4 separate regions of the Homo sapiens genome follow, and regions 1, 3 and 4 are each linked to region 2. The links are chromatin contacts, found by Hi-C in ENCODE. All regions are on one chromosome and are shown on one strand. The core of a region is the stretch at or near the end of the contact, and the rest is flanking DNA. Distances in the headings are between cores, read along the strand shown. Region 1 holds the start of ACOX3 (acyl-CoA oxidase 3, pristanoyl). Region 2 overlaps JAKMIP1 (janus kinase and microtubule interacting protein 1). Region 3 has its middle 43 kb from the start of GPR78. Region 4 holds the start of SH3TC1 (SH3 domain and tetratricopeptide repeats 1).

Region 1 (2,762 bases), core at 141-2,640, 2.3 Mb before region 2:
GAGAAAGACACTCCTTTGAATCACTACAATGTGGTCAGACATGCAGGCTCCTAGTTAAGCACGCTCCCACTGGTTATTCTCCGACAAGTTAAAGATAACGCTGTTTGAGCACAAAGGAGATTCATTTAAACCGCCACTGCTATAGATGACATGTATGATGCACTGTCTCCCTTTCACCCTTTCGCCCCGAACGTCCGCTTCTTAGATCTAAGTGATTGTACTCAATAGTGTGGAGACCAGAGCTCCCAGGCTTTGGCAGCCTCCATTTTGCAATTGGCCCCCTGGCCCCCAATCTTTATGCACTCTTAACCTGTCTCGTCTCATTCCTTCGTCGCCACCGGACTTTGAGTACCCTACGGGTGGTGTTGAGGCTGGTCCCCAACACTTTTACACCTACAGCTTTACCTGCTAAACTCCTAGGTATTACGCAATATCCAGCTAGTCCTTCACTGTCTCTTTGAAGCCTTCCAGACACCACCCCAATCAATTATCCCATCTTCTGTACTAAGGACACACATTTCTATGCGCCCACTCAAAAAACTATGAAACACCTAACAACCTCCCTAGGACATCGCAGAGGAACTAGTACCCTTAGGACTTTTTCATTGACCCGAGGTTCTATGAATGCTTTTTTATCTAATCATATCCGTCCACTATCAAAACACTCTTACCTTGCACGACTATTTCCCTCCTGGGAGTTGTAAGGGGGCAATGTGGGCTAGTTTTCGGGATGACGGTTCTGAGAACCACGTCGAGCTCACGCTGCGCCTCTGGCTGCGATCCCGCCCCGGAGCTGGTGAGGAAGGCCAGCAACTCCGAATTGCCACGGGCGAGACTTTGGGAGAAATCCTCCCAAAGCGAATCCAGATCTGCGGCGGGGAAGTCGCCCTCCCTTCCTTCAGCATGGCCGGGGTGCCCGGAGTCCCTCAGGGGCACTGAGGCGGCTTCCCTCTGTGCCTCCTCTTGCTGGCACTGGCCCTGGGCCTCCTCAAGTTCGCAACATGCCGTGCCCTGCTCGGGTCCTGATAGCGACCTGGGACCCGGGCCCCCTCCGGGGGAACCCTGGCCGGGTCCCGGACCCCGCTCCTTCTGCTCCGAGCCTGCGCTAGTCCCGGGGCCGCGGGCCTCCGCGCAGGGCAGGGCGGCGCTCCAGCGGGCCTCCAGGCGGGCGCCGCAAAGCCGTTTGTTTGCCACCTGCGGCCTCTCCAGCCACACTTCGACCGCAGCCCAGAAGCCCTGTGGGAGAAGCGCGCCTGGGTAGCTGATCCCGGTACGGCCCACCTCAGCCATGGCAGCCAGCAGGTGTACAGCCCTGGCAGCGGCGCGCCGAGATGACGCAGCCCGGTGGCGCGGCGCGTTGACGTCATGGAGGCGGGGTGCTGGGACCGGAAATGAGAATGGCGCCGCTGGAGATCCTTTCCTGCTTTTGGTTTCCCTGGCAGGGGTTGAACTGTGGAGTGTGTGGGTGAGGAATTTGACCTGTGTTTTATTCCCTTTTGAGAGAATTCTGGGCGTGGTATAGTTACAGAATCAAACATCAGCCAGCCAGCGGGTGTGGAACGCATTGTCCTCAGTACTGATTACCGATAAAAGTCAGGGAGCCTAAGTTTGTGAACGTAAAAGATGAGTCCTCTTATGAAAGCTAACTTTTCTCCACTTGGGTTCTGGTTTGCTTTTAGTGCTGGCATTACAGCCAGTGCCTTCCTAAGTCTGAGTGCAGCCATGGCTGTTTCATAAGAATGATGTAACGTTGTCCCATGAGGGATGAAAGTCATCTGTCACCTACTGTAGCAGGACAAGCCACAGACAAAACTCCTCAGACACCGGATTAAAGAAGAAAGAGGTTTATTCGGCCGGGAGCATCGGCAGACTTGCGTCTTAAGAGCTGAGCTCCCCAAAAAAGAAATTCTTGGCCTGTTTAAAGGCTTACGACTTTAAGGGTCCACGTGAAAGGGTCGTGATAAATTGAGCAAGCATGGGAAACGTGACTGGGGGCTACATGAATCAGCTAACAGAACAGAAAGTTTTGCAATGCTTTTTTCATACAATGTCTGGAATTTACAGATAACACAAGTAGTTTAGGTCGGGGGTTGATGTTATTATTATTATTTTTTTTAACTCCTAGGGCCACGTGGTGGTGCCAAGGTTGTCTGGCTATTTATCTGACTTTTGTTTCTTTCTAACTTTTTGCTTTCTCTCTTTTCCTCCTGTCTTATGAACTAGGCAAGGTGGCAGGGAGGAGGGCAGCAGGAGTAGTAGTGGTCTCCTTATCCCTTCCTTTGAGAATTTTCACAAATTAGTGGGAGTTCTCGCTTTTATTTTTACTTTGAGTCTCTTTGGGAGACAGAGTGATAGTGTTTTATGTAATACACTTGCAGTGAGGGTTTTAAATTCTCTTATAGCTGGAAACTATCTTTTAAATAAAGACCTAGGATCAAACCTGTGTTAAACCAGTACAGGCACATGTGCCAACTTTGTCATGTCCTAAGCAGGTTAGTTTTTTTACTGGGTCTTAAAAGCTTTTTTCCTAGCAAGCAACACAGTATTTCTTAATAATAGGAGTTTTTAAGAGCCAAATGCTTGAACTTGGCATCTGCTTGGGGAAAGAGTTAAAGTAATCTTGAGGCATTAAATCTTTTGCTTCTCAAGGCCATTGGTCTCTCATGTTAGCCTTTTTATAAACATAACATGAAGAAACGTCTAGGCTGCTGGCAATGTTTTCAGCCAGCTGAGCAAATAGGTTGTTTGTTTGTTTTGCTAAA
Region 2 (3,125 bases), core at 481-2,980:
CCCGCTGGCCCAGGATAAAGCACAGACTCCTTGTCATCACACATGTGGCCTTATCTCCTGATGCTCCTGCTGTTACCTACTGTCTCAGACCATTTGGCTGCCATAGCAGAAATACCATAGACAGAGGGGCTGAAACAACAGAAGCTTATTTCTCACCGTTCTGGAGGCTGGAAGTCTGAGATCATGGTGCCAGACAACTTGGTTCATGGTGAGGCCCCTCTTCCTGGTTCGCAGGAGGCTGCCTTCTTACTGTGCCCTCGCATGGTGGAGAGAGAAAGGAAATAAGCTCTCTTGTGTCCCCCTCCTTTTTTTCTTTTCTTTTCTTTCTTTCTTTCTTTCTTTTTTTTTTTTTTTTCTGAGACAGGGTCTCGCTCTGTTACCCAGGCTGGAGTGCAGTGGTGTAATCACTGTTCATTGCAGCTTTGAGCTCCCGGGCTCAAGTGATCCTCCCACCTCAGCCTCCCAAGTAGCTGGGACTACAAATATGCACCACCACACCTGACTAATTTTTTTAATTTTGTAGAGATGAGGTCTCATTATGTTGCCCAAGCTGGTCTTGAACTGAGCTCAAGCAATCCACCTTCCCCGGCCTCCCAAAGAGCTGGGATTACAGGTGTGAGCCACCGAGCCTGGTTTCCTGTCCCTTCTTATAAGGTCACTAATCTCATCATGAGGGCTTCACCCTGATGACCTAATTACCCACCATAGGGTTTCAATGTATCAATTTGGGGGGACATAAACATTCACTCCATAACACTGTCCCTTACCTTATTGAATCGTCTGCTTTCCCTGAACTTGCCCAGACCCCTCCTCCTCCTGTCTGCACAGGCTCATCTCCTTGGGCATCACCCATCCTCCCAAGGCCAGGGCGGGTCCCTCCCTGTACATCTGTCTGTCACAGCCATGGTCACAGTGTGTGACTGATGCCATTCACAGTCTTCTTCCCCGCTGGCTAGAGCTCTGTGAGGGAAGGGGCTGTGTGAGATTCATGTTTGAGGCTCAGCACAGGGTCTGGCATGGAACAGGCACTAGGATGCTGTTGAATGAATGAATGAATGAATGGAGCTTGCGTTGCTGCTGCTCTCCCTCTCTGATGCCAATTGACTTTTCTTTGACCCCTGCTCCTCCATCTGCATATCCTGATTTCACCCCTTCCACAGCCCACTTTGGATGTCCCTTCCCTCACCACGCTGGCACCCATAGGCCCTGGTCTCCCAGTTATCACCTGGGCTTGTTACAGTGTCTCCTTTGCTTGGCTAGGAGCTCCTCAAGGGATGGGGGAGCCACTGAGACATTGAGGGACTCTGCAAATGTCTGCACCTGAGAAGGACTTCCTTCTGTACTGAGCTGGTGGTAACCTGATAGTGACCTGGTAGTAACCTGGCAGTAAGCTCATCTTGGTTTATGTACTCCAGGCCTGTAATTAGTGTTACTCTTCGAGCCCCTGGTCTCTTCCTCTCTCAGCATGACCCTCCCCTCCACCCTTTCTGGAACTGCTTTCTTGAGAGGAAGCCTAAGAAATGTGAACTGCGTCCACCAGCACATCTCACAAAGCCTTGTGCACACAGGAGGTGTTTGGTAGGTGTCTGTCAAGGAGCGCCCTGTTCAGCATCTAGTCATATCAAGCCCACACGGGGTGGTGAGTATAGAAAGGATGTAGAAACCACAAAAAGAAGTTGCCCTTTGCTTGGAAGTCACTGACTACCCCTTCTTGTTCTTGGTGGTGTGGTTACTTGCTAGTCTCTTGACTCATTTCAGCAGAGGTGAGACAGAAACGACCTGATGGCTGGGGCCTTTTCTGGGACTTCTTAAGGGGTCTTTGCACGTTAATAAAGGGGAGATTCCAAAATGATGCAATGAGTTGGCCAAGAGCCAGCAAGTAGCAGTTGAAAAAGAAAAAGTTTTTATACTAAGCTTGGGACTTGAGCAGCTAGACTCCTCCCTGCTCAATGTGCCATGGCCCTCTGAGAACAAAGCACGTTGACAGAAAATTAAATGTCACTGAATTAGCTGCAACATCCACTTGCTACAACCTCCACCCCCACTTGCTAATTGGGTCATGTTGGTCAAAGTACTTCACCCCTTCCTGCTGGTCCATTAAAATGGGGGTACTAAGAATACCCTTGTCACAGGGCTGCAGAATACTAGGTAATTTGGACAGTTTGAAACAGTTCCTGCTACACAGTGAGAGCTATATAAATGGTGACTTATTACTTGGTGCATGTTTGTTGAATTGTAGTAAATTATCTGATGGGAGAGGGGTGTCTGTGTTGTTATGGTGCTTAATTCTTCTTGTAGCACAGGTATCGGTCCCCATTGCCTATCCTCACCTCCAAGTTTCTCTCCTGTTCAGCAGCTGATAAGATTTTATAGTGAAAATCTCAATAAGAAAGAAGACTTCACGTGCACAGAATGTTCTAAAGGAAGCTTCATTATGTTCTCTTGAATGTTGATAAACAACTCTCATTTCTATTTGATGAGAATTTTTTGTGGGTTCTGAATGTTACGAGTAGCAATTTTATCAGAAATTATTTCTGTTTGTGGGTATGTTTGGTGGGGAATTGAAGTTGGTGGTTTTCTGATATTGGAAGCATTTCATGAACTGGGGTATTTCAAAACTGCTGTTTATGAAAGTGTTGGGGCTAATTCAGTGGCACTTAATTTTCTGTCAATATGCTTTGTTCTAAGAGGGTCATGGCTTGTTGTGCAGGAAGGAGCCTGCTGTTTATCCCTGCAAATGTTCTTGCATGGCTTCTAAGAGGATGTCAGGCATGCTGCTGGTCCTAGGGATAGAAAACAAAACAGACACAGTTCTTTGGGCAGCTGGGAACTGGTCTTAGATTCAGAGAGACCTGGGTTCAAGTCCTGACTCTGTCATTTACAAGCTATGGATTTTAAGAAAGTGACTTCACCTCTTTGAGCCTCAGTTTCCTTATCTGTCATATGGGGATAATATTGCTACCTGTTTTACAAGGAGGCTTTGAGGATGGATTGAGATGAGGTGTACCCAGCATACTACCTGGCATAGAATAGTCTCTTCTTTTGAGTGGCAGCTCTTGGTTTAGCTGTTGCTTTTGGTCTGGGGGCAGGAGTGATACCCCAAGAGACCCATGCAGCCTGACTCA
Region 3 (2,765 bases), core at 2-2,501, 2.4 Mb before region 2:
ACAATCTGGAGGCAGAGAACACAGAACGCAGAAGTCACACTCCAGCCCTCCTGCCTCCCTGGGGCCCTGCTCTCACTCTGCTGTCTTCAGACCCTGGTCCCGCAGCATCTCCCTCGCCCCTGCAAGGGCTCCAAGTGCTCTCAGTACCTTCTTCGTTGGCTCCAGTCGGCCAGGGTCAGCTTCCGTTACTTGTAAGTGAAGAACTCTGATGGGCCCAAGGGACTAAGGTTGTTTCTGGATCTCAACTTCCTCACTCAAGAACTTCAGGTGGCTTCCCACTGCCCTCGGATCAGACCCAACCTGGCCTCAGATTCCCCACTTCTGTCCCCACTGCTGCTCAAGCTGCATCCTCACCCCACGCCTGACTGCAGACCTGCCCTGCATGCGCCCTGGATGCCGCCCTCTGCTCTCACCACCACGTCTTCTCTCCCTGGGCCTCCCAAATCTAGTCCATCCCAGGAGGCCAGGGCTGTAAACCCAGGGTTTTGTCTTCCCCATTTCCATCCCACAAGGCCTTGGGGGAAGGTTTGTCCTGAGGTTTGCCAGATTAAAGGCAATAAAGAGCCAGTCTGAGCAAGAAGAGGCCTTTTCTGGGGTCTCTGGAACATTCCTCCTGGTATCCAGAAACACGTGGCTAATGATGCTGACACCCAGGCAGGGCTTGGCCCTGGGCAATTGGGCCGGGGTCTGATCCACAATGACCTCCAGCTCAGGGGACATGTCACCTGAGAATTTGCCCTTCCTACAAGCCAAGACCCCACCTCACCCCACCTGCCGAGGTTCTCTCAGCTCCCCTGACAGCTTCCTTCTATCAGGAAAAGACAGGTCTTCAGCCCCTAGGAGGTTCTCAGCTCCCAGCCCCGCTGACAGCCTTCTCCTATTAGGAAAGAACATGTCTTCAGGCCCTAGGAGGGTCTCAGCTCCCCTTTCCCCTGACAGCCTTCTCCTATCAGGAAAGAACATGTCTTCAGGCCCTAGGAGGGTCTCAGCTCCCCTTTCCCCTGACAGCCTTCTCCTATCAGGAAAGAACATGTCTTCAGGCCCTAGGAGGGTCTCAGCTCCCAGATCCCATGCCTGACTAAGAGCAGTGGCGATGGAGCATGGGGCGTGACAAAAGGTCTGCAGGTGGACAGACAGAATGAATGGAGGGGCTGGAAGCAGGCAGCCTGGTTCCTGGTCCAGGAGTCTCTGTGAAACCATTGCCACTGACCTCCTCACTCTGCCACTTTCACTTTTCGATTGAGTCATTCCGCAGTTTGAACGTGTGCCAGACTTCAGCAATCACAGGAAGGATGAGAGCTCTTCTTGGCCCCAACTCTCCCTTTGTCCTCTGCAACCGATTACATTACACTCGGCTCGGCTAAACCAACCTGAGCAAGCGTGGGAAGGGTGGGTGGATGGTCAGTGTTCTGGAAGGATCTCCCGAGAGTCAGCAGAGCTGAGCTAAGGCCCCAGCTCCACCAGCACAAGCAGATCTCCCAGGCAGCTGTGCTGCCTCTGCGTCCCAGGAATACCTGTACTTTCCTGCCTCTCAGCCTTTGCTCAGGCTGGGCCTTCCACCAGACTGCCCTTCCTGTCTCCATCACTGGACCTTTCCTAGATATGAAACAGGTCCCGGCCAGAGGTGATGGCCCCTCCTCCCCTTCGTCCCCCAGTACTTGTGTGTGCCAGAAAGACCTGGATGGAGAAGGGGACTTGATCTTATAACATGGGGCCAGACAACTGATGTCCTTTCCTTGATCCTACAGCAAATCTGGGACAAAAATTCTATTACCCTCATTAATGAGAAAAGTGAGGTGCAGAGCATTTACCCCCCATGGCTCAGCAGGTGCCTGACTGAGGCAGCAAAGGATGGGTGCCGAGCCTGTCTGGCCCCTGCCCTGTCTGCCTTCCCTCAGTCAGTACCAGCCCTCGGTTTAGTTCCTGCCACTTCTTTATCCCACACGTGTTCAGTGGGAGCTGGTTCCTGGGGACTGTGCTGGATGTGGGGCACCCAGGGTGAGATAAGGCCAGCCTTGCTCCCATGCCTCCCTTGGAATGGTGTTGGAGGCCCATGCGTGAATAGGCACTCGCGTGCTGCCAACCCGAGGATAAGCCCCAGCCATAGTGGACAGTTGTGCTGGTTTCTAAAATCACCCCCTTCTCCCATGGGGTGTCCCATCGCCCAAGGACAGGGTGATGGTGACCCTGTCCTTGGCCCTGGTGCCATTTCTCTTGGCTCTGATTAGCCACTCTTTCCACGTTTCCATGCAGCCGTTCCAGGCACAACTACTGCATGCTCTGGGTTTGTGGGGGACACAGAAATGACTCCTTTCCTTTGTAGACTTTATTCCTTCACAGGCAACTGGAGGACTTGGGGGGCTACTTTCAGCTTGATGCCTACCCTCCCCGTAAGAACAGGGCCTATTTCCCTGGTTTACAGCTCTACCCTCAACAAGCCAAGCACAGGGCTTGCCCCAAAGAAGCTGCTTAACACACACTTGCAGAATAAATGGCTAAGAGTCGTGGTCTTTAGTCTCCAAGAGTGCATGGTCTAGAGGGATGACAAAATACAGACACATCCCTGGAAGAAGCAGCCGAGCCAGCTGGCATCACCCGCCAGGGCCTGCCAGGGCTGCTGCTGAATTGCTGGGACCTTGGTTTTGGCCAGCCATGGTCCTTTGGCTGGGGTCTGCAGTGGGGAGCTCAGTCAAGGGAGGAGAGAAAACCCAGGGGGCTTCCTGTAAGAGCTCTCTCGGGGGCCTTCCTGTAGGCCCAGAACCCTG
Region 4 (3,202 bases), core at 410-2,909, 2.0 Mb before region 2:
GTTCCAGATGAGGATGGCCCTAAATCCAGTGCGTGGTGTCCTTGTAAGTAAAAGAGAGGACACGGAGACACACAGAGGAGCCGGGCAGGAGGCCATGTGACCACCAGGGCGGAGAGTGGACTGATGTAATCACAGCCAAGGAGCGCCCTGAGCCACAGGCAGCGGGAAGAGGCAGGGAGGAGCCGCCCAGTAGCCTTCTGAGGGACGCCTTGAGTTCGGAATTCCGACCTCCAGAGCCGCGAGAGAACACGACCGAGAGGGCTGTGTCCTGCGCTCTGGCAGCAGGGGAAACCGGCGCACCCGTGCGCTGCTGGGCCCTGCCTTGCTCTTCTGTGTTGTGCGGCCATCGTCACCCGTGTTGCTGGAAGAGTGAGTGACGTCTCCATGCAAAAAACGCTGGCCCAGCGCCCCACACGGGACACAGTTGTCATCACTGTCAACAACAGTGTTGACAGTCACATAATTATGGCCATCCAGGGTGCTCACAGCATCCTCGGCTCACCTGGAGGAGGGAGGCACAGCTGTGCCCCTTTCACGGATGAGCCATCAGCTGCGGTGACTCTGCCTGCCCAAGGTCACACAGCCAAGCAGCACAGGTGGGGTTGAACCCAGGTGGTCAGAGCCCAGCCCCCACATACCCATCCTAAACCCAGACCTGACTCGGGCCCAGCCTTGCCTCCAGCCACAAGCTCAGCCGCAGCCCCGCTGCCTGGCGCTGGGAGGCCACACCCTGAGTGGCCGGCCCACATGCAGGCTGCCCCTGGCCCTGGCACTGGCCGACACCGCTAACACCCCCCAGCGTCACTTTGCTATTCATCTCATCTGAGCCTCGTCAACGGCAAAAGGTTGGAAACTCCCGCTTCACAGACAGGGCAGGGCTCCCAGGGCTCCTGGGGATCACGCACAGGCCCAGAGGGGGTCTCAGTGGTGTACACACACAGGAGCACACGCCCCGGCACACCTGCAGTTGAAGGCTGGGCCCAGACCCTCCCTGGAATTTTCAGGCTGAAGCCCCTGGTCCAGTTGCTGGTCCATTTGGTTGTTGGAAAAGAGGCCCAGGTGGCGGCATCAGAGTGGCCAGTTATAGCCACTGCGGTGCCGGGTGAGGCTGAGGCGCTGGGCTCGCCCTGGTAGGTCTGGTAGTGTGGCCCAAGCTAACCGGGCGCTGGGGTCACACCTGAGATCCGCTGGACTTGGAATCCAGCGACAGGCTGGCTCTGCTCCCAGACCCCCAGGGCCGCTCATGCCAAGGGCCAGCACGGGGTCAGGCCAGGTCCCAGAAGCAAGGGTGCTTGGTCAAAGCTGAAATCATTGCCCTCAATCACTGCGGATTGGCACTGCCAGCACCTGTGAGCTCTGAGTGGGGTCTGCTGAGGGTGCCGACGACCTCCCCGAGGCCCCCAGCTCGCAGTTTCGCTCCACCCCCATCCCAAACAGGTCAGAAAAGTCCTCAAGAAAGTGTAAAGATCCAACCATGGCAAGACTGGCAGACAGCAGCCTGCTCGGCCAGTCCACGCCCCGCCTGCCCCGGAGCCCCCCATACCTGCGGCGTGTTCCTCAGAGGCAGCTCCCAGGCCCACAGGGCCGTAGCACGCAGGAACCAGGTGGCCGCTCCTGGCCCAGCGCTGGCTGGCCCCACGGGGCTGTCTCCAGCTGGACGGAGCAGGCAGGGGCCGCCCACAGCCAGGCTGACTGCACAGCGGCCTCCGCCCCCTGCTTCCTGCCCTACTTCCTCCCTGCGCCTGAGGGCCGGTGACGGAGAGGCAGGCCCAGGGCGGCTGCACAGACACCGCAGCCGGTTGATCATTAGCTCTTTCCTGGACGAGGTCCAGGCCCTGTCCTGCCTGCCCGCTGCCCAGCCCCCAGGCTCTGTAGTAGAGGCTAGGGGCACCCAGTCCCCCGCCAGGCTGGGATTGGGGAAGTCCACCAGCCACCGGCTGCCTCAGCCCTGCCAGCCTCAGCTCTGATCTCTGTTCCTCTTCCATTTACTGCACACACACACACACGCATGCCTGCACACATACATGCATGCACACACACACGCATGTGCATGCAGACACACATACATATGCATGGGCACACAGAGACTCACAAGCACAAGTGTGTGCACACATGGACAGGCACACGTATGCACACAAACGCTCACGTGCAATTTCTTCCGTCTCTGCCCGGGTGCCCTCCGGGCCACTGGCTCCATCAATGGGAACATTTAGGGGAAGAGATGGGCTCCCCTCCTCCTCACCGCAAGCTCTCCTTGCTAGCCTGGCCTGTCCCAACGGGTCTACCTCTTTACCCTCCCACCGTCTCCAGGCCTGAGCCAGGTTTGAGAGCAGAAACCTTCCCAGCCAGGCAGACCCAAGGCCAAAGCACGTAATCTCGCCCCTGCCTGCTGAGGAAGCCTGGCCTGGGCTCACGTCAGCTGGGACAAGAGGCAGAACTGAACTCAAATTGCCCTGTTGGTCCCGCCTGTCTGCCTGCTCTGATGCCCTTGCCAACACAGGAGTGTGAGCACCCACGTGGTGGGTGTGGGCTGCGGGCTCCGGCCCAGCTCTAGGAAGTGGGAATGGGAGGGATCCCTCCAGCCTGTGCTGTGATAGGTCGGAGCTTTACACACACCTGGTTTGAGAAAACCAAGAATAATCCCTAAGTCAAATAGTTATGTATCCATCTCACAGACAGGAAAACTAAGGCTCAGGGAGGTAATGTGACATGCCCAAGGCCAGTGACCAACAAGAAGATAAGACTGGAACCAGGTCTGACTGGTTCTGAAGGCTTTAGGGCTGGGCTTTTCAACCAAGGCACTACCGACATTTGGGGCCGCATCCTTCTTTGTTGCAGGGCGGGGGGCTGTCCTGTGCACTGGAGGGTTTTAGCTGGTCCCTGGCCTCCACCCACTGGATGCCAGTAGCCCCCTCCTCTAATCATAGCAGCCAAACATAGCTCAGATATTGATCCCCTGGGGGTGAAGTCACCCCAGGCTGAGAACTCCCAGCCCAGGTGAGCTACTCAGGTCAAAGCCCCTCCAGCCCACACCTGCGTCCTTCATCCTCGCCCTCCCGTCCTGTTCACCTTTCTCTAATCACAGGCTCTGCCCAGGGGCTGACGCTTACCTCAAGTCCCTGCATCCTGCACGGTGAGCCCTCAAGTCACACCCTCCCTCCGCCCCACTGAGGCCAGGGCCCGGGATCGGGGGTGCAGCTGC

What was found. Hi-C counts contacts between places; a loop is a spot of excess contacts on that map. Pooled maps may share reads with other maps.
Region 1: a map with no recorded cell type shows a loop between it and region 2 (7-fold over the local background). The contact joins the promoter of ACOX3 here to the enhancer-like site in region 2. A Hi-C loop is called at or near these places in 3 of 37 single-sample maps with no recorded cell type and 2 of 50 pooled maps.
Region 3: a pooled map shows a loop between it and region 2 (10-fold over the local background). The contact joins two enhancer-like sites. A Hi-C loop is called at or near these places in 2 of 37 single-sample maps with no recorded cell type and 2 of 50 pooled maps.
Region 4: a map of GM12878 shows a loop between it and region 2 (5-fold over the local background). The contact joins the promoter of SH3TC1 here to the enhancer-like site in region 2. A Hi-C loop is called at or near these places in 1 of 168 maps with a recorded cell type or tissue (GM12878), 4 of 37 single-sample maps with no recorded cell type and 4 of 50 pooled maps.

The regions. Positions count from the first base shown.
Region 1 is chr4:8,439,351-8,442,112 of GRCh38, reverse strand. ACOX3 (acyl-CoA oxidase 3, pristanoyl) reads left to right here and starts at 1,390. Exons shown (of 18, transcript NM_003501.3): 1 at 1,390-1,465. TRMT44 (tRNA methyltransferase 44 homolog) reads right to left here and starts at 1,336. Exons shown (of 11, transcript NM_152544.3): 1 at 672-1,336. The coding sequence starts at 1,290. RefSeq lists silencers at 923-982, 1,033-1,242 and enhancers at 711-1,444, 1,263-1,502.
Region 2 is chr4:6,179,641-6,182,765 of GRCh38, reverse strand. All of the region lies in intron 1 of JAKMIP1 (janus kinase and microtubule interacting protein 1), which reads left to right. Among named protein-coding and RNA genes, the nearest start is that of JAKMIP1, 19 kb to the left of the region's middle. RefSeq lists an enhancer at 1,698-1,987. Within about 2 kb of position 1,730, at least 5 of the 41 ENCODE cell types and tissues checked have a DNase peak (open chromatin) inside an H3K27ac peak, as active enhancers do; they include GM12878, where a contact is called at or near this core.
Region 3 is chr4:8,535,862-8,538,626 of GRCh38, reverse strand. No RefSeq gene overlaps it. Among named protein-coding and RNA genes, the nearest start is that of GPR78, 43 kb to the left of the region's middle. Within about 2 kb of position 1,251, at least 10 of the 41 ENCODE cell types and tissues checked have a DNase peak (open chromatin) inside an H3K27ac peak, as active enhancers do.
Region 4 is chr4:8,197,747-8,200,948 of GRCh38, reverse strand. It overlaps SH3TC1 (SH3 domain and tetratricopeptide repeats 1), which reads right to left and starts at 1,659. Exons shown (of 18, transcript NM_018986.5): 1 at 1,544-1,659. RefSeq lists enhancers at 313-462, 593-642, 773-822, 1,853-1,972, 2,323-2,422 and a silencer at 1,453-1,642.